3 separate regions of the Mus musculus genome follow, and regions 1 and 3 are each linked to region 2. A link is a loop called in an ENCODE intact Hi-C map of the cell type or tissue named here. Cell type or tissue: left cerebral cortex. All regions are shown on one strand. Region 1 has its middle 9.0 kb from the start of Atg14. Region 2 has its middle 79 kb from the start of Tmem260. Region 3 has its middle 92 kb from the start of 4930447J18Rik.

Evidence for each region. Hi-C counts contacts between places; a loop is a spot of excess contacts. Peaks named below come from ENCODE experiments on the same cell type or tissue, not always from the same donor. Only the 100,000 strongest peaks of a DNase experiment are listed, where the experiment ranks them.
Region 1: it touches region 2 in a loop (5-fold over the local background); 17 of 42 quality-filtered maps call a loop at or near these places.
Region 3: a loop joins it to region 2, with 2.1 times the contacts of the local background. A loop is called at or near these places in 2 of 42 quality-filtered maps.

Annotation. Positions count from the first base shown.
Region 1 is chr14:47,573,463-47,581,462 of GRCm38, reverse strand. No RefSeq gene overlaps it. Among named protein-coding and RNA genes, the nearest start is that of Atg14, 9.0 kb to the right of the region's middle. In left cerebral cortex, no CTCF peak of the experiment used is centred here; a DNase peak (open chromatin) is centred at 3,138.
Region 2 is chr14:48,363,835-48,371,834 of GRCm38, reverse strand. No RefSeq gene overlaps it. Among named protein-coding and RNA genes, the nearest start is that of Tmem260, 79 kb to the left of the region's middle. In left cerebral cortex, CTCF peaks have their summits at 1,320 (motif pointing left) and 4,542 (motif pointing right); DNase peaks (open chromatin) are centred at 1,315, 4,546, 4,988 and 5,204.
Region 3 is chr14:47,986,541-47,994,540 of GRCm38, reverse strand. No RefSeq gene overlaps it. Among named protein-coding and RNA genes, the nearest start is that of 4930447J18Rik, 92 kb to the right of the region's middle. In left cerebral cortex, a CTCF peak has its summit at 6,616 (motif pointing left); a DNase peak (open chromatin) is centred at 3,274.

The sequences.
Region 1 (8,000 bases), 790 kb after region 2:
CCAAGCAAACACATTTAGGAAGGCATCAGCCCTTACAGTACATGATGTAATGCTAACCTCCATTTTGCTCCTGCTTTTTTTTTTTTAGGTCTTACATTGTATTGAGAAAGAATTGTGACTTTTTGATTTGTCTAGAGTGTGCTCTGTGTGTTGGGAGTGTCCTGTAGTCCTGGTACCCAAGGGTAGCCACTGGTTACCGTGCCTGTCAAGCACAAATAATATTTAAATTAATTGCATAGAGCAGGTCTAGACTCTTATTTCAGTGTAAGGTAAGTTCTTTTTCAAACCACCAGTCAGTATCCAAACGACACTTCCTGAAGGATGTTCTCTGCCCCAGGCTCTTGATTTTTTACATTGAGTTCTTTGCATGTATCTAAATGAACCCTGGGGCCTTTCTATTGTCTATAGGTCTCTGATCCCAGAAACACCAATTCCTAAGCAAACACGGGACAACTGTTCCAGACATAGGCAGCAATGTGTACTTCAGCACTGTTTAAAATTGGGTATCAATGGTAAGCATCTAACAAGAGGTTTTTGTAGAGGAATTTTAATCCAGCAACAGCTACTCTGGCTAGAATACAGATGTTGTGCCAGGAGACGTTCGTGAACCCCAAGGAACCGAATCTGATCCAATCACACTAGGGTCTCCTTATCCAAGCCTGAGCTTGGGCCACACCACTGTCTCTGATGGTGAGAACAGGAGAGGGTCCCAAGTGACCCGTCCAGCAGGTCCAGTTATTCGAGGATCTCGAGGGGACCTCCTCCTAATAACCAAATGGGGGGTAGAGAGAGACGAGGGTCTTGTAAGAGTAAGGACACGGAAACCGTTCTGAAGTTGTATCAGGACCCTAATGTATTGAAAAAGGTCTAAGGCTTAAATGCACAAGCAAAAGGGGAAGTACAGACACTTATCAGTGGGAGGGGTGGGGCAATACAAGCAAAAGGAGAAGTACTTATGGGAGGGGGGCAATAGAAATTCTTTCTTTTGGCAGCTACACGGGGAAGCAAGAACTTGGTGGTATCAGGGTGTGGTCAGGACATCGGTGATGACCTAGGGCTGGAACCTCCCGTGGTTCCCGGAATCCATGTGTCCGTGGCCCGCTTTTGACCCCTTTTTCTTCTCGGTGGGAGAGGCCCAATTCAGAGATCAAGAGTTGTCTTAATAGCTCCCAACACCCAAGCCCAGTTTTAGGTAAGCATTTATAGAGGGAAAAAAAGGGGTATCTAGCCTAGTACACATCAGACTGGTGGGCAATTACACCCTTTAACATAATTGGCTGGTGCTGAGAGCCTAACTATAAACTTAACTTCTGTTTTCCTCCTGATTGGTGGTTGTTAGGAAGTGAAGTGTCAGGGGCGGGCTTGTAACCTGAGGGTACAGATTTGCTGGGGAGCAACCTGGAAACTGATACTAGATGCAGGTCTTGTTGGGAGGTAACCTGGAAACTGGTGCTAGATACCAGCCTGTTAATTAACTTGAGTTCAACCTTAGGTCAGGTTCTTTAAGATGGAGTCTCAACCCAAAAGATTTGATCTCTCACAGACAACCCTTTAATTCCAGGGGCCAGAGGCAAGCAGATCTTTGAGAGACCAGCCTGGTACTGATCAAGTTCTAGGTACAAAAAAGATTAGGTCTAGGTGTTGTAGTACATGCCTTTAATCCCAGCACTCAAGAGACAGAGGCATGCAGATTTCTGAGTTCCCGTCAGTCAGTTCAGTGAAGTCACTGAGTTGAGAGGCAGCACAGGGGGGTTGAGTTCTCCGCAGTTCAACAGATGGCAGTGCAGTTTGTGGAGTTCAGAGGCAGTTTTTACCAGGACAGTTTTACAGAGACAGGTTGTTTGTAGAGAGAAAAAGCTAGACGCAGGTGAAGACAGAACAAGCCAGAGGAGAAGGAGCCAGAAGATTAGAACAGATTGCCGAGTTAGTTTGAGACCCAGCAGAGCAATTCAGTCAGAAGCAAGAAGCCAGTTGGAATCAATGAACTTGGAGTAGAGCTGAATCACAGCTGAGTTGATCCAGTTAGCCAGAGTTCAGAAAGAGCTAGAAAGAGTGAGTTCACTCAGCACTAAGCCTCCGAGATAACAATCACATCAGGCAAATAAAAGATACATTTACAGGTAATGATTCAAGTGACATGTGTATTAGTCAGTGTTCTGCTGCTGTGAAGAGACACCGTAACAACAACAGCTCTTACAAACTAAAGTACTTAGTTGGGACTGCCTTACAGTTTCAGAGGTTTAGTCCATAGTCGTCATGGCAGATAATAATGACCACACGCAGGCAGGCATAGTGCTAGAGAAGTAGCTGAGAGGTTAGCATCTGAATCTATAGTTAGCAAGGAGGGAGGAAGGGAGACAGAAAGACAGACTATGGGCTTTTTGAAACCTCAAAGCCCACTCCCAGTGATATACTTCCTAATCCTTTCAAATGGTGCCCCTCACTTGAGACCAAGCGTTCACATCTATGAGTCTATGGGGGCCATCTTTATTCAAACCTTCACATTCCATTCCCTGACCCCTATAGGCTTGTAGCAATATCATAATGCAAAAATGCATTCAACCCAGTTCCAAAAGTCCCCATAGTCTATCCCAGTCTCAACACTGTAAAAGTTTAAAGACTCTTCAGAGACTCAAGGCAATCTCTTAACTTTAACTCCAGTGAAATCAAAATCAAAAAGCAGATCGATAACTTCCTATACACAATGGCAGAAAGCATGTCTTACCATTCCAAAAGCGGAGGGAAGGAAGCCTAGTGAGGGAATCCTGGACCAAAACAAGACTTAAAGCAAGCAGGGGAATTTTTCAAATTCTGTATCTCTACATCTGACGTCAAAGTGCTCTTCAAATCTCCAACCCCTTTCAGCGTTGTTGACCGCAACATATTTCTTTCCCTTTAGCTGTTTCCAAACGTGTTAGCAGCCTTCCTCAGCAGAGATCACATGACATTAGCGACTTGACTTCCACATTTTGGGATCCACAGGGTAATCTAGGCCTCACCCTCTCAGATGCACAAAATGGCCTCTCTGAGCCTCCATGAAAGGACACTCCTGACACATGCCTGAGCCTCCATGAAAGGACACTCCTGACACATGCCTGACCTCAGTGGTTCTTCTTAGCCATGATGGAAGATTCCGTAAGCCCTTGAATCTTTGACTCTACGGCAAAGCTGCCAAGTCCTGCTGTTTGCTAGGGTTGGCACAAGGCTCCCTGCCAAGTCCTGCTGTTTGCTGGGGTTGGCACAAGGCTCCCTGGTTCTGCTGCTGACCACTTTCCTCACTGCTTATGATTTTATTTAATTACTTTTTACAAGTTAGAAGCTTAGCTGGGTGGGGTCTTATCCTGAGGTCACCACTCCTATCATTTGGTGTAGCATTTGGCTTTTCTTTAAACTTTCTCTCTTTCCCTCCCTCCCTCCCTTTCTTTCTTTCTTTCTTTCTTTCTTTCTTTCTTTCTTTCTTTCTTTCTTTCTTTCTTTCTTTCTTTCTTTCTTTCTCTCTCTCTCTCTCTCTCTCTCTCTCTCTCTCTCTCTTCCTTCCTTCCTTCCTCCCTCCCTCCCTCTCTCTCTCTCTCTCTCTCTCTCTCTCTCTCTCTCTCTCTCTCTCTCTCTCTCTCTCTCTCTCTCTCTCTCTCTCTCTCTCTCTCTCTCTCTCTCTTTTGGTTTTTCGAGACAGGATTTCTCTATGTAGCCTGTCCTGTCCTGGAACTCACTCTGTAGGCCAGGCTGGCCTCAAACTCAGAAACCCACCTGCCTCTGCCTCTGCCTCCTGAGTGCTAGGATTAAAGGTGTGCGCCACCACACCCAGCTTTTTTTTTTTCTTCTTCTCCTCCTATACATTTTGTATCTTTCCTTGATCAGCTTGCTTCTTTTCATTATAGATCTGTGTAAGAGTAGCCAGCAAACATGACACAAGAGTCAATACCAGCCTGTCTTGAAATTTCCTCTGCTGCTGCCACTAATCCAGTTTAACCCCAGGCAGATTTTTTGGGCAAGGGCAGAAAGAAGCCATATCCTTCAAAATATCACAAGAATGGTCTCTAGGCCATGTAAGCAGTATTCTTCTCCTCTGAGCCCTGGTGAGCCAGGCTGTCATAGTCTACATTGCTCTCAGTACCTCTGTCCTCCATGCTCATGGAGGTCCATTAAGGGGTATATGCCCATTAAGTCTCAATTAAAGGGTTTAACCGCTTTTTCTAGTCCAGCGTTCTAAGTCCACATTCTGCCAACAGCAGCATGGTCAAGACTACCCCAGGAGTTGTGTATATTTGGGAGCCTTTGTGCAGCTATAGCTGCCACAACAATGCTGTCTTTACCATATCCCCATCCCAGGAGAGCATTCTAACCTTTCTAGCCTCTTTAATCCTAACTGTTTGGCCCCGCAGCCAGAGTGGCTCCCTCTTCTCAGCTCAGCCCTCAGCAAGGGCAGCGAGGGCTTTAGAGAACAGCACCACACCCTCTACTCCTGGATACACATCTGGTCCAAAGTACTGGAGCAAATGCAGGATGGAAGATGCTTTTACAGCCTTGATCAGTTAAGTCTTTTCATTTCAACCTTTAACCTCTCGGGAGAAGGAACAGTGAGACTGTTCAATCAAGTGGGTAGGGACAGTGGGAGGGACTTCCTTTGCTTTCCTTTCCAACCCCACCCCATCCCAACAGAAGGTGAAAGTGGCTGGTCTTTTCTTACCGCTAAACTACAATTCACTCTGAGATTTAATGTGAGCCATTCTCTCTCTCTTTCTCTCTCTCTCTCTCTCTCTCTCTCTCTCTCTCTCTCTCTCTCTCTCTCTCTGTGTGTGTGTGTGTTTCTTTTTTTCCCTCTTCTAATATGATCTGGCAATTTTTTTTCAGAAGTCTGAGCTCTGAGGGCAGCTCCATCCCCTCCTGGTGCAATATACAACACCCCTCCTGTGTTTTCTTCTTCAACCTAGGTAGGTAGGGATAGTTTGTAAACTCATAATACATGTTTCATATTTTTAATTGTTTATTTTAACTTTACGTGCACTGGTGTTTTTCTTGCATGTATGTTTGTGTGAGGGTGCCAGATCCCCAGGAGCTGGAATTACAGACCATTGTGAGCTTCCACGTACATACTGAACTTGGGTAATTGAACTTGGGTCCAATAGCAGATGCTCTTAACTGCTGAGCCATCTCTCCAGCACGTTCCTGTACATATCTCCTGTACACCTTCCATTTTAAAATATGTGAATACAAGCCGGGCCGTGGTGGCGAAGGCCTTTAATCTCAGCACTTGGGAGGTAGAGGCAGGCAGATTTCTGATTTCAAGAGTTCGAGGACAGACTGGTCTACAGAGTGAGTTCCAGGACAGCCAGGGCTACACAGAGAAACCCTGTCTCGAAAAGCAAAACAAAAACAAACAAACAAACAAACCAAAACCAAAACAAAACAAAACAAAAGACAAACCAACAAAAAAAAGTGAATACAGCCTTCTTATCTTCCAGATTCTCGAGCCACAGACCTCCATCCTCCCTTCTCAGAACACTCTGAGCTCCATGGCTGTCTTAGACTGCTTCCGGCTCTCTTCTCAGACCACTTGAGGCTCAATGTGTTGAGTGCAATTCCTCCTGCTTCTTTCCCTTTCTTTCTCACCAACACACAGATGTATTAGAGTTGACAGTAAAGGTCACTTGTCACCATTTTAACCCTTTGAAAAACAAAACCGTCAGAGGGCAAGATCAGAGTCAGCTACCTGCCTACACAGCTTGAAGTGTCCCACGCCAATCTCCTGTTCCCAGGTGGCCTATTCTATGAACTCAGCCGTCTTTGTGTTGTCTGGCTGGAAGCTGCACTTTGTGCTCAAGAGATTGTTTCTGGTCTCCTTCTGGCATCCCTCAGATGCTCTCTAACAGGCATTCTTCCACAAGATATGGATTTCTAGTTTAGTGTGTGTTCTTCACATTGGGGGCCGTAAGGATACTGTTCTCAGCAGACAAAGAGGTTTCTTTTCAACTCTTTAAATGTCTTTTTTTTTTTTAAAAGATTTATTTATTGATTATATGTAAGTACACTGTAGCTGTCCTCAGACACTCCAGAAGAGGGAGTCAGATCTCTTTACGGATGGTTGTGAGCCACCATGTGGTTGCTGGGATTTGAACTCTGGACCTTCGGAAGAGCAGTCGGGAGCTCTTACCCACTGAGCCATCTCACCAGCCCTCTTTAAATGTCTTGAGGGAAATATGACACTCATACATCATACATGATCAGGTCAAGTGTGTCTTATGTTAAAACCTCAAATTCACTTAATTTAGGGTGTGGAATTTGCATTTCAACATCTAATGAAGGTATACCCTTGCTCTGTGTTTAGGTCTGAAATCAGGTCTGGCTATGTAACTTAGGCAGTCTCCTTGCCTCAGCTCCTGAGTGTTAGTGTAAGACTCCAGCGGAGAGCCTTAGCTTACCGGGGACCCCCTGAGTGAACCACGTGGAGCTGAGATCGATGCAAAAAGCAAGAGGAATTTATTGTTCCAGTGCACTGAGGTCGTCCCAGACCCGAAGGAGAGGTGGCGACCCCTGGTGCCCATTTAGGCGAGTTTTTATATGGTTCTCAGGGGCGGAATAGAGCATCAGCAACTAGGCACAATCTGCTTGGTGGAACAGTGCAACCTTTAAACTGATTGGTCGTTAGGGAATGAGGTGACAAGGACTTCACTTGTCTGAAGGTGGGCAGTGGTCCAGTCCTGTGGAATGTGTCTCCACCCGCAGATCAGTTCCCACCCTGTGGTCTGAGGCATGTTATTTAGCCTCTCCCTTCCAGAGGGGCAAGTGTTCCACGACCTTCCCAAAGTTCCTGAGCTGGAACTTTTCACTAGGTTTCTAAGTGTCTTAGAGTTTCCATTGCTGAGAAGAGACACCATGACCAAGGCAACTCTTTTTTTTTTTTTTTAAGTTCCACGTGAGAGAAGTTTATTGTGGTGGAAGGGGGCAAAGGGACATCAGAGATGAAGGGAGAAAAGAGAGAAAAAAGGCCCAAGGCAACTCGTTTTTTGTTTTTGTTTTTAGGTTTATTTATTTATTTTATGTATATGAATAGACTGTAGCTATCTTCACATACACCAGAAGAGGGCATCAGACCCCATTACAGATGGTTTCGAGCCACCATGTAGTTGCTGGGAATTGAACTCAGGACCTTTGGAAGAGCAGTCAGTGCTTTTAGCCACTAAGCCATTTCTCCAGCTCCCAAGGCAACTCTTTTTTTTTTTTTTTAGAGATTTATTTATTTATTATATGTAAGTACACTGTAGCTGTCTTCAGACACACCAGAAGAGGGTGTCAGATCTCGTTACAGATGATTGTGAGCCACCATGTGGTTGCTGGGATTTGAACTCCGGACCTTTGGAAGAGCAGTCGGGTGTTCTTACCCACTGAGCCATCTCACCAGCCCCCAAGGCAACTCTTATAAGGGACAATATTTAACTGAGGCTGGTTTATAGGTTCAGAGCTGCTTCAGTCCATTATCATCATGGCAGGAATCATGGCAGCATCCAGGCAGACATGGCTCAGGAGGAGCTGAGTGTTCTACATCTCGATCAGACTGCTACCAGAAGACTGTTGTCTAGGCAGCTAGCATGAGGGTCTAAAAGCCCACACCCACAGTGACACACCGCCTCCAACAAAGCCATACTTCCTAATAGAGCTGCTCCCTGGGCCAAGCATATTCAAACCGCAATAAACATAGACAGTTATGTCCAGGGGGTGGACCCAGGGCCTCACATCTCTTAGGCAAGTGCCCTGCCACAGAGCCACGTCACTATCCCAGCCTCTCCCTTGCTACCTTCTCTATCAATCTATGTCACAGTCTTCTTTATAGCTTACTATGAGCAGTTGCCTTTCTTTTTTTTTTTTAATTCAAAAACATGTGGATAAATACCTGTCAACCAACTAAAACGCAGGGACTAAGTATTCCAGGTGAGTACTGTGTCATAGATGCTAGGGTGACTACAGCCTTAATCCCTTACCCCTGTGGATTGCACTGACTAAAA
Region 2 (8,000 bases):
GCCCAACAGACATGCCCGCGACATGGAGCTGGCCAAGAATGGCTTAGTGAGGATCACTTTAGTCAAAGCTTAAGGCTAGGCAGGAATCTATGATTCTCTCTGTCACTGTCTCTGTCTCTCTCTGTCTCTCTTTGTCAATCTCTGTCTCTCTCTGTCAATCTCTGTCTCTCTCTGTCTCTGTCTCTCTCTGTCTCTCTGTCTCTGTCTCTGTCTCTCTCTCTCGTGTGTGTGTGTGTGTGTGTGTGTGTGTGTGTGTGTGTGTGTGTAGGAGAACTTGACTCAGAAGAAGCTAGGGACAGGCGTCCAGGTGTCACATCTGCAGAGTGCTGGAGCTGGTGCCATTTCCATTGTAAGCCAGCTGAGAATCACTAGTTCCAGGGCTCCCAAGAAACAGCAGAGGGTTGAAGCAGATACTGTTAAGAGCTCCCTTCCTTGGACTGAATGGAAACCTGTTCTGTTATAGTTTGTAACAAACAGACTGCACTTGGCAATGAGTCCTGGCCTTTCTATCCATCATGATGATTCTCTTGCTGTTAAGCAGACATTTTCTGAGTGTCCCTTAAAGCTAACAGTGGCCGAATGGTCTTTAGCAGGAAGGTTTCTCCTCTACTGATGAAAGAGAGAAGTGGCTGGCACTGGCTTCCCCTTTCCTCCTGTCTCTTGACCTTGAACATGATTTTCTAGAAATACCACAAAATAAACAACTGAACAAAACAACATGAAACACTGAGAGCCAATATGGTAAGAAGGCAGGACAGAAAAGATAGAACTTTTCTGGTGTCTTCGGTACATCACAGAGCACATGTCAAAAACACAAAACACACTCATGGAGAACTTCCCTCCATGCAATAACTTGAGTTATATCTGAAGCTGTCCTAGCAGGCATGGCTGTATGGCACAGAACACTTCCAGCCAAACGCAGAGCAGGGGCTTCTCTTCTCGTCCTCAGAACTCATTCGTCCTCAGCCGTTCTCAATCTACTACACACATTTCATCCGAACTCCTGGAAAATCCCACACCACAAGAGTCAGCATGTCATTCTACAGAATGAAACAAATGAGCAAACAAACGAACTTGAATAACACCATTAAATAAGAAACTTACTTAAAGTATCTCCATTGGTTATTCTGGAATAAACTGTCTCCTGGACTTATCCCTAGTGGCTGTTTTGAAAACCTAAGGCCTTTATTATTTTCTGAAAGCATTAAAAAAAAAAAGATATCTGCCCTGTTAGTGATTAAAATCAACTTGAGTTGGGAGGCACGTATGAAAGGACAGATTTAGTCATTCTAATTAGGTGATTGGTTGCCCTCTAGTGGTAGGAAATGGTAATAGTGTTGTTATGCCAATGTGGGTTGATTTGATTGTGTTCATGCAATTGTTTATTGAACAGCTTATTCTATGCCATGTATAGTCCTAGGCTCTGCAATGGCACCACCAAGGAAAATAAGCCAGGATCCTAACTCCAATAGAGTAGGCTGAAAATCAAATATGAGAGATCTCAGAAAGCAATTATTAAAATTGAACACAGTCGTGGACCAGGGCTAAGATGACATTCGCTGTTGTGCTGTGTGCAGTGTTGTCCCTGATCAGGTGACATTTAACCCGAGAGCTGGAGGCTAACATTCCAGACCAAAGAAGGAGGCTGAGTAAGAATCTCCAAGTAGGCGTGGGTTTGGGGTATCTGATTAGCACAATGTTCAGAGTGGCTGGGGCTCTCCATTGAAGGTGGAAAGGCCAGGGGATGGTTTTATCCATAGCCTCAGAACATCAAAGTAGATTGAATAAAATTGGACAAGGAAAACACACAGATTGACTGACATTCTTTAAAGCTTACTCTGGGTACCAAGTGGAAAAGAAGCGGTATGGGAAGGGAGCGGAGATGGGTTTACTATAGCAATTCTGCGTTGGAAATGGTGGCAGCTTGATCCAGCACAGCACAGGTAGCCGTAGAGAAAGCTGACACACATGGATATATTCTGGAGGTGAACAACAAGATCTGCTGAATGCTTGGATGTTGATGATAAAGGGAAAGAAGGACTCAAGAATAAAGCTCAAAATTTCAAAACGCTTTATTTTTGCTTTATGTGTTATGAGTGTATGCGTGTATGTATGCACACTGCATGTGTTCAAGGAGGCCAGAGGATGGCGTCGGATCCTCTGGGGCTGCAGTTACAGGTGGTTATGAGCCACCATGTGGATGCTGGGAACCAGAGGAGATGGAAGCCATTTCTCCAGCCCTCAATGCTCAATTTTTAATTATTCACTGAATGGAAGGAAATGGGGGAGATTGACTGAGGTGGGTAAGGCTGGCTGAGAGTAGGTTTGGGAAACAGATCAGGTCATGGCCTTCAAGGTTAGGACACAAGATACAGAATAACTTTTTGAAGAATAGGTTATGTAGTAACAATGGGCAAATAAAAAGAAACACGCTTGTTGCAAGAGAGAAAAGACAGACATGGAACTCACCACAAGGAATTAGAAAGACAGAGTTCCAGAGTATAGCATGAGAAAGTCAGCCAGGAAAAAGAAGTTAGTGTCTAAGAAGCAAGGGTGTTGGAACTATCTTTGAATTGTTCTTTTTCTAATTCTGTCTTGTGGGGACTCGCACCAAACATTGTAAAGTGTCGTGGGACACTAGTGTTAAAGTGGTCTAATCCCTTTCTTTCACAAACAAAATAGGGGACACCTCAGAGACAAGGGGGCAGAACTACCCCAGCAAGTATGAAAGGAAATACAGGGGGGGGGGTCTGCTCTGAGGGGCACCGAATCCTTATATCAGTTCTTTGAACCGTTTTGTGAAGTTTCTATTTTCCAGTCCCCAGACCCCCCCCTCCCCAAATCCTAAGGTTCTAAGAGACCAAATATCCTACAATTGGCCCCTGGCAGAGGCAGAATAGAAGGCTTAGGTTCCAGGGCTCTGGAATCCATGGAAATTGTGGGAAGAGTTTGGAGGCATGAAGAGGACAATGAAATTGATCCAGGGAACGCCTTTTAAAGAGAAATTTGTCTTCTTCTTTTTTTTTCTACCCAGACATTAGGTGCAAAGCAAATATCAATGCTTCTGAGAAGAAGAGGGCGCAGCCTTGTAGATTTGAAGGAGACTTGGGGCTGAGGATGGTGGCGTGGGATCAGTGACAATGACGGTGGGGTTTATGTAGCTACCTTTTAGAAAGTGCTTCCTGTGGTCCAGTGTTTCAACCACACTCCATGCTTGCAACCAACTTGCATCCTGTTACTGGACCCGTTTTCTGTGACTAAGACATGAATAGGGCAAGTGACTTGCCCAAGGTCATTTAGTGACAGCAGAGATGTGCACACAAGTCTTTCTGTCTTCCCTTAAAGTCCTCCGTTCTTCGGTTCCACGCTCTGGGTTACCAGGGCAATGGCCCCAGTCTTGGATCTCCTCATTTGCATTGTTAAGGACACAGGACTATAGCTGGAGCAAATGTCGTTAAATATCATATATAGTTGAGCAACCTGTACATATAAAACTTTAGCTAATGTGCTATGGTATTAAGACAGTGGGGGGGGGAAAGGGTAGGGAAATGGGGCCAGCAGAGGGTCTGACTGTGAAACTGGAAGATCTGAGGACACTGCTGCATCAGGAAAGACCCTCTTCCAGTAGACAGTGGGGATCCTCACAGCCTTCGAGAAGGTTCTTGGGTAATATCCCACTTTTGGCTATCAGAAATGAACACAGAAAGCAAATGAAGTCTAGGCATTTTTCTGAAAAGAAACCTATGGAAAGCATGAACCACAAGATTGTAAAACAGGTCCTGTGGCTAACACAGGACCTGATGATGATTCAGAGGGTCCCAGGCTGACTGGCAGTAACTCCGTCTTTTGAGAATGAAATTACATGGTGTTAGAACGTGTGAGACGGAGAACTAAGTTCGTGTCTGGGTACACCATGCTGTGCTGCGTGCGCTCTGCAGTCTTGTTGCTTTTTGCTGAAGCCACAGCCTATTAGAGATACCTCAAACCCAGACAGTCAGTAGTGTCTACCCAGACTAGTGAATATGCAAAACTCTTCAAACCCTGCACATGGAAGAGGTTCCCACCACCCTGTGATGATCAGATACAAAGATATTTTTAGTCTAACTATACATTCTCCTTTGTGAAGAGACAGTATCTGAAGCCTGGAATTTCTCCTTGCCCTAGATAGTTTCCTTGCTTGTCCAAACAACAGCATGCTTTTGTTTGTCTAGATGATGTTTGGACAGTATTTTTTAAATCAGTCCAAATTGGCCATTGACGTTTGTCTTGGGGGGGGGGGCAGAAGTGTGATTGTTATTATAGGACCAGAATGATATAATATCGTGGCATCGGAGCAACCAAACGAACATCTGTGGTTTACAATAAGAGCTATCTGTGCACCAGGAAGAAACGGTTGTGATGGTATTTTTGGGTCACACCATCTCACTTAAAATAGAGTGTTGTCTTTTTAAGGAGTTCCAGTTTCAAGTCCTTGTTTCTTTAGTTATTTACTGCTATAAGCCTTTACTGTTGTTGTGCCGGTGAAAATAATTGAGCCAGTAGAGGGCGCTAACGCAGCACAGATGGGAATTCCGGATGTACCTCCCCAAGTATTCTCGGAGGCTTAAGTAACATTTTCCCAGGGACTTCGGGGATGCAGTGGGAATGAAACATTGCCAACAAGAATCCTGACAGGTCTAGTGGCCCAATGCCCATAATCCTGGCCACTCTGAAGGCTGAGGCAGGAGGATTGCCAAGGTTGAGGTCAACTTGGGCTGGAGATCAGATTCAGGGTTGTTCTGGGCATCTTAGTGAGACGCTGTCTCAAGACAAAACAAACCACTGTTGTCTTGTGTCAATTACATTAGTATCTAAATATTTTATTCAGGCAGACATTATGAATGGAGGAAAATCTGTGTGCCGTAACTGTCATCCAGGTTCTCACTACCTACCCTGTGCTCTGTTTTCACTTGGCACAGTGGCGGTGCTTACATCCTGGAGGTAACCAACAGCTACCTAGTTAGACTTATGGCTCAGTGAGGGAGTTCACACCTGGTACTGTCAACCTAGCCAGCTGCCAACTGCTGCTAAGGCCATAGACCCTAAGAGCCAGCTACTGCTGCTTCCCTCGGGCAGTATAACTTCTGTGTCCTAAGCACTTACCCTTACACCCACACCTAAGTGTATCTCTCACTTCTGTGAAAGACACGCCTTTTTGCAACAGATAGAAACCATTACAGAAAGTCACAGCTGGTCAAAGTACAGAGAGTAATTGTCTGTGGGGTGAGCAGCCCCAGTGTGGATACATCTACAGCACGAGCGCTACAGCTAAGACTCAGGAAATGCCCTAGTAGAGGGAACAGAAAGATTTTAAAAGCCAGGGGACCAGAGCATCGACTGTTAGATAGCATCTCCTTTAAAAAAAGATACAAAGTTGGGATATATATATATATATATATATATATATATATATATATATATATATATATATATATATATACACACACATATATATAGTGATGGCTTTGAGTGATGACTCAATCACGTGGGTAGGATCAGTACCTTTATAGAAGGGCTTGAGAGACTGAATATTTTCCATCCAATTCCTCTCATTATGTGAAGACACAGCCAACCAGGAACCGCCTTGAGTGTAAAGCCTAATTCTTCAGAAAAATTGGGACTTTCTGAAACCTTGATCTCAGACCTCTTGCTCCCCAGAGCTGTAAGTAATGAATTTCTCTTCTTTATAAATTACCAGTTTAAGGTACTTTATTATAGTAGCATACAAGGAAAGGGGCAATAGTCTTTTTTTTTTTAGGTATTTTCCTCATTTACATTTTCAATGCTATCCCAAAAGTCCCCATACCCACCCCCCCCAATCCCCTACCCACCCACTCCCCCTTTTTGGCCCTGGCGTTCCCCTGTACTGGGGCATATAAAGTTTGCAAGTCCAATGGGCCTCTCTTTCCAGTGATGGCCGACTAGGCCATCTTTTGATACATATGCAGCTAGAGACAAGAGCTCCGGGGTACTGGTTAGTTCATATTGTTGTTCCACCTATAGGGTTGCAGTTCCCTTTAGCTCCTTGGGTAATTTCTCTAGCTCCTCCATTGGGGGCCGTGTGACCCATCCAATAGCTGACTGTGATCATCCACTTCTCTGTTTGCTAGGCCCCAGCATAGTCTCACAAGAGACAGCTATATCTGGGTCCTTTCAGCAAAATCTTGCTAGTGTATGCAATGGTGTCAGCGTTTGGAAGCTGATTATGGGATGGATCCCTGCATATGGCAATCACTAGATGGTCCATCCTTTCGTCACAGCTCCAAATTTTATCTCTGTAACTCCTTCCATGGGTGTTTTGTTCCCATTTCTAAGAAGGGGCAAAGTGTCCACACTTTGGTCTTCGTTCTTCTTGAATTTCATGCGTTTAGCAAATTGTATCTTATATCTTGGGTATTCTAAGTTTCTGGGCTAATATCCACTTATCAGTGAGTACATATTATGTGAGTTCCTTTGTGATTGGGTTACCTCACTCAGGATGATGCCCTCCAGGTCCATCCATTTGCCTAGGAATTTCATAAATTCATTTTTAAAATAGCTGAGTAGTATTCCACTGTGTAAATGTACCACATTTTCTGTATCCATTCTTCTGTTGAGGGGCATCTGGGTTCTTTCCAGCTTCTGGCTATTATAAATAAGGCTGCTATGAACATAGTGGAGCATGTGTCCTTCTTACCAGTTGGGACATCTTCTGGATATATGTCCAGGAGAGGTATTGCGGGATCCTCCTGTAGTACTATGTCCAATTTTCTGAGGAACTGCCAGACTGATTTCCAGAGTGGTTGTACAAGCTTGCAATCCCACCAACAATGGAGGAGTGTTCCCCTTTCTCCACATCCTCGAAAGGGGCAATAGTCTTTTTAGAATCATATTTCTGCAATTGTAAGTGCACTTGTTTCCTTCTATGCTAAGATTCTCTGCCAGTGTCTTAGTCACTGTTCTATTGCTTTGAAGAGACACCATGATCAAAGCAACTCATAGGACTGTTTATAGTTCCAGAGGGTTAGACCATCATGTGGGGGGAGAATAGCAGCAGACTAGCATGCAGGCATGCATGGAGCAGTGGCTAAGAGCTTAGAACTGCATGGGCTTCCGAAATCACCTCCGCTGACACTTTCATCACCATGGCCACACCTCTGAATCCTTCCCAAACAGTTCGACAAAATGAGGACCAGTTGTTCAAACATGTGAGCCTATGGTAGCCATTTTCCTTTAAACTAGCACACCTATCTACCCAATCAGGTGTACTTAATGATGAACACCAGAAAACCAAACAATATGAGCTTGCTACAAAAATAAGAAAACAGAGAAACACCCAATGTTCACCCAGATTTTCTTTTATATTAACTTTAAAGATAGATTTATTTTATTTTATGTATACGAATGTCTTACCTGCATGCATGTATGCATGTATGCATGTATGTATGTATGTATGTATGTATGTATGTATGTATGTATGTATGTATACCCCATGCATGTTTGGTGTCCACAGAAGTCAGAAGAGGGTGTCAAATCCCCTTGCACTGGAGTTACAGATGGTTGTGAGTTGCCAGTGGGTGCTGATAATCAAATCCAGGTCCTCTAGCATGATAATCAGAACTCTTAACTACTGAGCCACCAGTCCAATCATCCCAGGGTTTTGTTTTTGTTTTGTTTTTGTTTTTGTTTTTGTTGTTTGGTTTGTTTTTTGTTTTTACTTGAAAATTTATTTTAAAAATTTTTTCTATATCCCAACTGCAGTTTCCCCTCCTAATCCCTGGCTTTCCACCTCCCTTTTGCCCCCTCCACCCCTGCACCTTTCTCTCCAGATAAGGGCAGGCCTCCCATGGATATCAACCAAACAGGACGTATCAAGTTGCAGTAAAACTAGGCCCCTCCCATGTATTAAGGCTTAGTGAGGCAACCCAGGAGGAGGGAAAGGGTCCCAAAAGCAGGCAAAAGAGTCAGAGACAGCCCCTGCT
Region 3 (8,000 bases), 380 kb after region 2:
GAAAATCGTGCAGTTATAATCTCAGAGTTGGAGACTACAGGGCAGACCCCCACAGCTCACTAACCAGCAAGCCTATGAGAACCAGTGATCTGGAGGCCAGTTTAAAACAACAGGGTGACCAGCTTCTGAGGAATGACACTTACAGCACATGTAGCTCCTCCCACACACATACACACTGCAACGTACACATGCACACGAATTTACCACCCAAGGGGCACACTAACTCATATAGTCCTCTATAAAATTCTATGAATCCAGGAGAATTATTATGGCACCTTCCACAGAGAAGTTTCCAGCCAATGAGTGACAAGAACACGGGAACCCAGGTCATCTATTTCAGGATTCATGTTCTTACTCTGATGCCAGGCATGGGGTTCAGTTTGATTCGTAAACTCAGTTTTGGAAAATTATGATGCCAGGGTTGTCTTTGTATACTGAATTGGTGGTCTCCTGTGGTACTGTGAAAGGCAGCCTGTTTTCTGGTCGAGCTAGGTTCAAACCTTGGAGACCCAACAGATTAATCTGTAAGGGACAGACGGCCCATTTGCCATACTCCCAGACATAGGCTCCGGACACGAGGACCCAGCTCCATAATTCTGAGGCCATCAGTCAGGTAGGCTGACTGGACTCCACCTCCACAGTTACCTGACAATAGCAGGTATGCTCCGCCCCACAGTTACCTGGCAACACCGGTAGCCTAGCCCACTATAAAAGGGGCTGCTTGACCCCTCCTCTCTCTCTTGTCTCTTCTCTCTCTTAAGCTCTTGCTCTTACTCTCACCTTTCGCCCTTTTTCTTCCCTCTTTCCACATGGCCATGGCTGGCTTCTACTTACCTACTTGTCTCCCTCTCTCTGCCTTTCTACAGTAAACACCTTGAAACCATGGACCGTCTCTTCTCATCAGGATCCGCTGGGATGGAGCAATGGAGCAGGTTTCCCTCTAACGAGTTGCATGTCTAACCTTCTGCTGGGAGGCCTTCCTGAGCTCTAGCCATGGCCACCAGTCAACCCAAGCCAACTGCGGAGCTAGACAGCCTGAGCTAGCCAGACTCTTGCCCACCCAGAAACCACCTTCCCCGCTGCCCCTTCTCCCTTTGGCCCTGGGGCTGACTGAGCAGCCCCCGGGACCCCCACTTTTTTCTCAGCTCTTACATGACATCAAGTGGCATCTGGGATGTCTGAGACTGTGAACCTGTTGTCTTTGGCCTCCGTGAGGCCCAGAGACCCCAGAGCTGACTCTTCCGCAGTACTCAATGGTCTGTGGTGCCAGAGAGTCAGAGCCGAGACTGCGCCTTCCCCACCTCATGGAATGGGGTCCAGTGGCCTAACACGGCCCAATGCCTGTCTCTCAGGAGTTATGTGGGATCCTGCAGCAGTCTCCTGAGTCCACCCACCCAGAGGCCCGGACGAGGGTCATTTCTCCCACCCTTTTATTTCCCCACACCTGGCACCCTGCAGTCTCCCAATTCTCTAGACCATTTACTTCTTTTCAAGGACACCCATAGGCTGTTGCCACTTCAAGTGTCTCTGCAACACCATTGCTCTATGCACCTGAACAGTGGCCATCCACACAGACACTAGCGTCTGCCTGGCTCTGACATCATACATGTAGGGCCTTCGTGTCTCTGAACACTCTGCCACTTCATGTGAAGACACAATCTCACACTACAGGATTCCTGAGACATTCCCAAAGTCTGGGTAGTACAAGTCCTGCTCTTTCGCCTTCCATGAATGACAGTAAGTTGGTGTTTCCTGTTATAGCCTCTCTGATGACTGACTCCATGAACAACTTCACAGCATCAACATGTATATTTCCCAGTCTGCATGTTCATTACCTGTCAAAAGCTCTAAGAGTGTGCTTCTCAGATAATACCTTAACATTTCTTTCTCTCTTTCTTTCTCTCTCTCTCTCTCTCTCTTTCTTTCTTTCTTTCTTTCTTTCTTTCTTTCTTTCTTTCTTTCTTTCCTTCTCTCTCTCTCTCTCTCTCTCTCTCTCTCTCTCTCTCTCTCTCTTTCTTTCTGCGAAATGGAACTATCTCAATTTCACATGTATTCACTCAAAACTGAGTCACATTCACTCGTGCATGCATGTAAATATGCAATCTGCAAACTCCAGTGGAAGGGAAGGGAAGGGCTGTCCTGACTGCCACTCATCACCTTTGATGGTGTTCAAGATCGACTGTAAACTTCCCCTGGCATACTTTTCTCCTGTAGTCTATGTAAAATTAAGTAATGATCTGCATGTGGGAAACCACTGGGCAAGCTCCTCAACGGTTTGGTGACTCATACATTTAATGTAAGCAGAGGAGTGCCCACAACCTGATTTACCCGAGATGCCTCACCTACAAAATGCCCTTTGCCTAGCTGCCAGCTGAGCTAGGCAAATGGTCTATCTCTGGATTCTAGATTCTGGATTCAACCCGGTTATGGCACCCAGAGAGGAAGCTAATACTATCTCAAGAGTCTTTAAAAGATAATTCACATATGTAAGGAAATTAACCTCAGAGTGTTTATTAAGAAACAAATAAATGCTATCTATCACTTTTAGCCAGAACAGGCATTAGATGAAATCAAACTAAATTACACAAGATGCTAAAATCTCCAGTTAATGAGGATTATGCCTAAAAGCATCTTAGAGTCACCAAAATCATGTGTGTAGCATATGAAGATAGAAAATAAACAGAAGACAAAACAACAACGTCAAAACGTCTCAGCCAGACTGTCTTCCATTGCAGCCGGATCTAGGAGCATCACTCCACTGTGGCCCTCAACTCCGTGCCCCGCTGTGCTGGATGCATGGGCACAGACTCTGGTCTTATGGTAGCAGCAAGACTGCCAGGAGCTTCTTTCCAGCTACTGTCTCAGGAGCACAAGAGAAAGAGCGTTTTAGGCAGAGGCCTGGGTCCTACTGAGCCAAGTGAAGATGTTTGACTCAGCAATTGATACGGGGCTTAGTGTATACATTGGCATGGATAATAATAGTAATAATAATAAATTATACTTTTAATAGTTTACAATATTGGGAAATATTACCAAGTAAAAGGACAATGTAGCTGGAGAAGGTGCTGGCTCTCATGTGACATAATCCACTAATGCCCGCTGTGGGTACTCTTCTGCTCCAGTCATCTACCATCCCACTTCTGCAGATGCCTCCTCACTTTGTGAGTTTTAGGGATATCACTTACCTTAGCCCTGGAGGCTGTTTTGTCTCTTTCCTACATTCCCCAGTGATCACAGCCACATGCCTTAACCAAATGTGTGAATATGAAGCACTCCCTCAGCACCTCGTTCTATGAATTCTGCTGGGAGAAGAAAGAGAAGAAGAGAAGCCTGAGAACAGACTCCCACTCTCAAAGGGATTTATTACCTAGTTAGATAGAGGAAGAAATACCTTGATTATACAGATTCTATGCATACAGCAAGTACTTCTGGATGGACTAAAATAACAGCCCAAGTGAACAAGGTGAAATTTGCTTTGTGCTACAGTTAGGACCATGGGCCCTGGGAAAACACTGGAGGCTTTTAGCTAAAGGGGATAATTTGTTTAAAGTATCTACAGCAAAAAATTCACCAGCAGTATGGATGGTTGAGCCAGAACAAAGAAAGATGAGGAGGCCAAGTCCTAGCTCAGTGTCTTAATTAGGTTTTTGTTGCCATGACAAGCACGAGGACCAAGAGCAACTTGAGGGGGCAGGGAGGGGTTGTTTCAGTTTCACATCACAGACCATCGTCAAAGGAAGTCAGGGTAGGAACCCAAGGCAGGAACTGATGCGGAGCTCATGGATGGGTGCTGCTCACTGGCCTGCTCCCTATAGCTTGCTCAATCTGCTTTCTTTTACAACTCGGGGTCAACTGCCCAGAGGAGGCACAGTCTACAATGGGCTGGACCCTCCCACATCAACTGTTTAAATAAATGTCCCTACAGCCTTGCTGACAAGGCCAGTTTGATGGGGGCAAGTTCCTGTCTATCAAATGAATCTAGACTACGTCAAGTTCACTAAATAAATAATAACCAGGACACTGGGGTCCCTTGCAATAGCTCATGCATGGAGTTTCAGTCTTTAGATCCGAGACATCAGTGAAAAATGAGCATGAGGAGTGGGCATGTTAGAGGAGATGGAACAGGACGGACTTGGTAAAGGGAGGTTGTCAACCATGCTTCGGAAGATTCTAGGCTGAACTATAATGTCTAAAGTAAACAGGGAGCCAGGCATGACAGCACATGCCAATCATCCCAGCACTCAGGAGCCTGAGATGGGAGGATCACGAGTTTGAAGCCAGGCTGAGCTGTATATCAAGACAAATAAAAAGTGAAAAGGCTAGGGGAAGGATTGCTGATTGGGAGGTCAGAGCGATCGAGGGAGCGAGGGAGGGATGGAAAGCAGACGAAGAAATAATCTGGTTTATACAAGATGTGTTCTTGATAACCAGGGAGAGGTAGGAATCTTCAAACAACAGGTGGTCCAGTTCAACAGGACACAGATTAGGCCCATGGATCACTCTGGGCTCCACCACTGCCTGGACGAGATCTTGTATCATTAGCTACCTGACTGACTAAGTACACCTTAGTCTCAACAGGGGGTTTGCCCAGGCCTCCCCATAAATACCTATTTTTTTTATTTCAGTCATACTATATATGGTAAACATGACTTGTACACATCATAACTTGTTCATCATCTAAGGTTCCTTTATAATTTTTGATCTCTACACATTTTCTCTTGCCTTTCAACCCCAGTCTGGGTCAATAAACAAGACTACTCAGACACATTTCTACCAGACTTATCTTAGAGTCTGTTCCAAGTTTTCTGAGTATTTTATTCTTCAGCCCTCTATTGGTAATATCCTCACAATGCATACCCTAGCCATGGTTTCTGCCAAGAAGCAAGACAACGAATGCCCATTGTTCCCTTTATCATTAAGAGACCATCTAGCTGCAATCCTTTCTCACGTTAGAATTGGTTAGTGAGCGATAAGTTATTTGGATGAAACACGTCCCCCTGCTGCATAGCAGTGGGCTGCCATCCAAGCAAGGCCTGAGGGCACAGCTCTAGTTGGCAGATGGCAAGTAACTGGCTTTGTGTAAGTAACTCAAGCTGATGATTACATCCAGCCATTCCACCCGACACTGAAAATTCTTCCAGCACAGAGAGAAATCTCAACACAGTTGACAATTAGAAAGCATGCTAGATTGTATGCATGCTTGAAGTTAGACAGTCTGATCAGTATCTATGGATATGCATAAATGTATATATAGATAGTAAAGTGTGTTGTCCCCTGCACAAGTCAGTATTAAAACTTTTGCTGCTTCATTTGAGTGTTGCTTTTAAATAAATCTTAACTTCCTATATGTAGCCTGTATGCCAGAGTATAGTTCAAGGGAGATAATTGTCAATAGTCATAGCATATTTATCATTCCTGTGTATTAATCATACAGAAGACACTGAAATGACTGTTAATGTTTACCACCGTCCTGTGAGGTATGTGTTGTTATTCTTACATTACAGTGAGATAGTTAAGTAATATGCACAATGCCAAAACAATTAACAAATATGGCTGGGAATCTGAATTTGATGCTCTCTGGGAACAGACTGTCTCTATTGTGGCAGTCATCAGAAACTTAAGAGCATTTGTTAACTGAGTGAACAAATGAAGGACGTTCAAATTTACTCCATTAACCTCAGTGTCATGCTGGATTGACTCACAGCCGTGACAATGAGCTTCGGACATGGCATATATTCCCTACCTGCAGGCCTATGAAAAGTATATGAGTTGTCTTCAAAAGGGGTAACACCAGGAAAACAAATGCCACGAGGTTTTTACATAAACCGGGGGCATCCATGTACACAGGGCATCCGTGTACAAAGGGCATCCATGGACACAGGACCTCCAGCCTGCACTACAGTCACGTTTATGGACAAAGCTGACTATTACCTTTCTCAGACCTGAACCTAGTTCCAAGCAAGCCTCCATTAACAAGAACTGGCCAGAAGAAATAGAGCAACATGGATTTTAACCAGCAGCTTCAAACATCAAACTTATGGTTTTAGGGAGCTGAGACAAATTGGTAGAACCTGGGCTCTGAGCAAAGCTTGGCTCTCAGTCCTAGGGTTGAAGCTTGCTGCCCCCCCCCCCATCTGTAATACACAAGCTACATCCTGTTCTTCTCTCCATGGGATCTTATTGCTGGCCTGAAAGACCGACAAACACCTTCACCCCACATACCAAGTGCCATTGGTGTTTGGCTAGCAGCCACTGTTGACAGCTAGATGTGTGTCCCCGGTTTCTCCATGGCAAGATTGAGGGACTGCAGAGGATGGGGATTCTTTTATAGTACCCCCGAGTTTTATCTAGTTCATTTCTCCTTCTAACAAGTACAAAATTCCTTCTATTACAGATTATCTCTAGAGTTCACTGTCGAAGTTCATTTCAATTCTTGCGTTCTAGGATGAGACATTCATTCAAAACGAATGACTGCCACATCAGTCACAGGGCTCAGCCCCTGGCATGGGAACTGTATTTCTTTAATGGCTTTATTCCTTTGAATGTGTTTTGGAGGTCTCTATTATGCCTCAGTCCTTGAAGAAAACCAGTGAGAGTCGCAGACAGGGCCCTCTGCTGCTCGAAAACCTGAGAAGCAAATCTGCAGAATTTTCAAACTGTGCAGTCTGTCCTGGGTGACTGTGACTGGGCGCCAAGTCCTAAACACAACACAAAACAGTGGTTATTCTCCTGGGACATCTGGGTGCCAGATGAGTTTCTTTCCTGCTCTCCAAAATGGTCAGAGATTTGCAGTAATTGAATGAAAGAATGTTTAATAACTGAAAATATTGCTCATCCAGAGAGAGAGAGAGATTAGGCTTTAATTAAATGGTGTCATTTAATACGTCGTCCAGCAGATACTGTAATTGGGTTCTTTAGCACAGCACACACTAATATCTAAGCTTTACTGAGGTGATAATGACACTAATTTAGCCCAGTGGATACATAACCAGCTTGGCTGCCTCTGACACCCCAGCATATTGTACGAAGAGCAAGCTTTGATCCTGGTGTCTGCGCCACTCTTAATCAGTCATTTCTTTCTAAAATAAAATCACTAGTCAGCCAGAGCAAACAAACCCTTTTTATACTAAACAGGTATGATGCTGGGGATGTGTCGGGGCAAGAGGTTGTTCGTTTCCACAGATACAAAGAAAGAGGGGCTATCTTCAAAGCAGTTGTGAAATTACATTTCATTTGAACAGGAAGAATGGCATTTATTATCTTTAAAACCTGATATAAATGCAAAGCAGCCCTCAGCAGTTCGTTCAAAGAGGGCAGACAATTCCCTGGCACAATGGCAGCTGTGGGTTTTAAGTCCTATCTTCACTTGATCATTTGCAAGGACGTTTTCATTTCCAGTCTTGGCTCCCGTTTCCTCATTGCTTAATCCTGAAATGGGATACAGTTACGGTCCTACTCTCTAGCCATTCTGTTTGATAATTCTGAACAAAGCAGAAATGAGTGGGGGGCCAGGCAGTGACGAATTTAACTGAACCTAAAAGAAGATGAGAAAAGAACTGATCTCTTAGGGTCTAGTGCCACAGATGTATTACAAAGTAACCAGAGATTAAATTCCTTTGCTAAATTCTTTGTTTTCAAAACTAAGTGGTGCTTCCACAGAGAGATGGAAAACTTTCATTTCCCTGATTGCAAATGACCGTGGACATGTTTATTTTGGAAAAGACTGGAAACATTGATTACACAGTGGCTGGGTGGGTCACAGGACCATGAAAAAGAATAGCAGCATGGCTCTGTCACTGGGTGGGGAAGCAGAATTTGAAACCACTCTGATCCCTGGGGTGTAACTCCGCCTTTGAAGACCTTGCAATCCTGTGTCAGGGATAGCTAACAGTAATTCAGAGCTCCTCCCCGCCCCTTAGAACTCTGGCAGGGGGCTCCAGGGCTCCTCTCCAAATGCTGAGAACTGTAACTGGTCCTCTTTGTAAACTGCATGCTGAAAA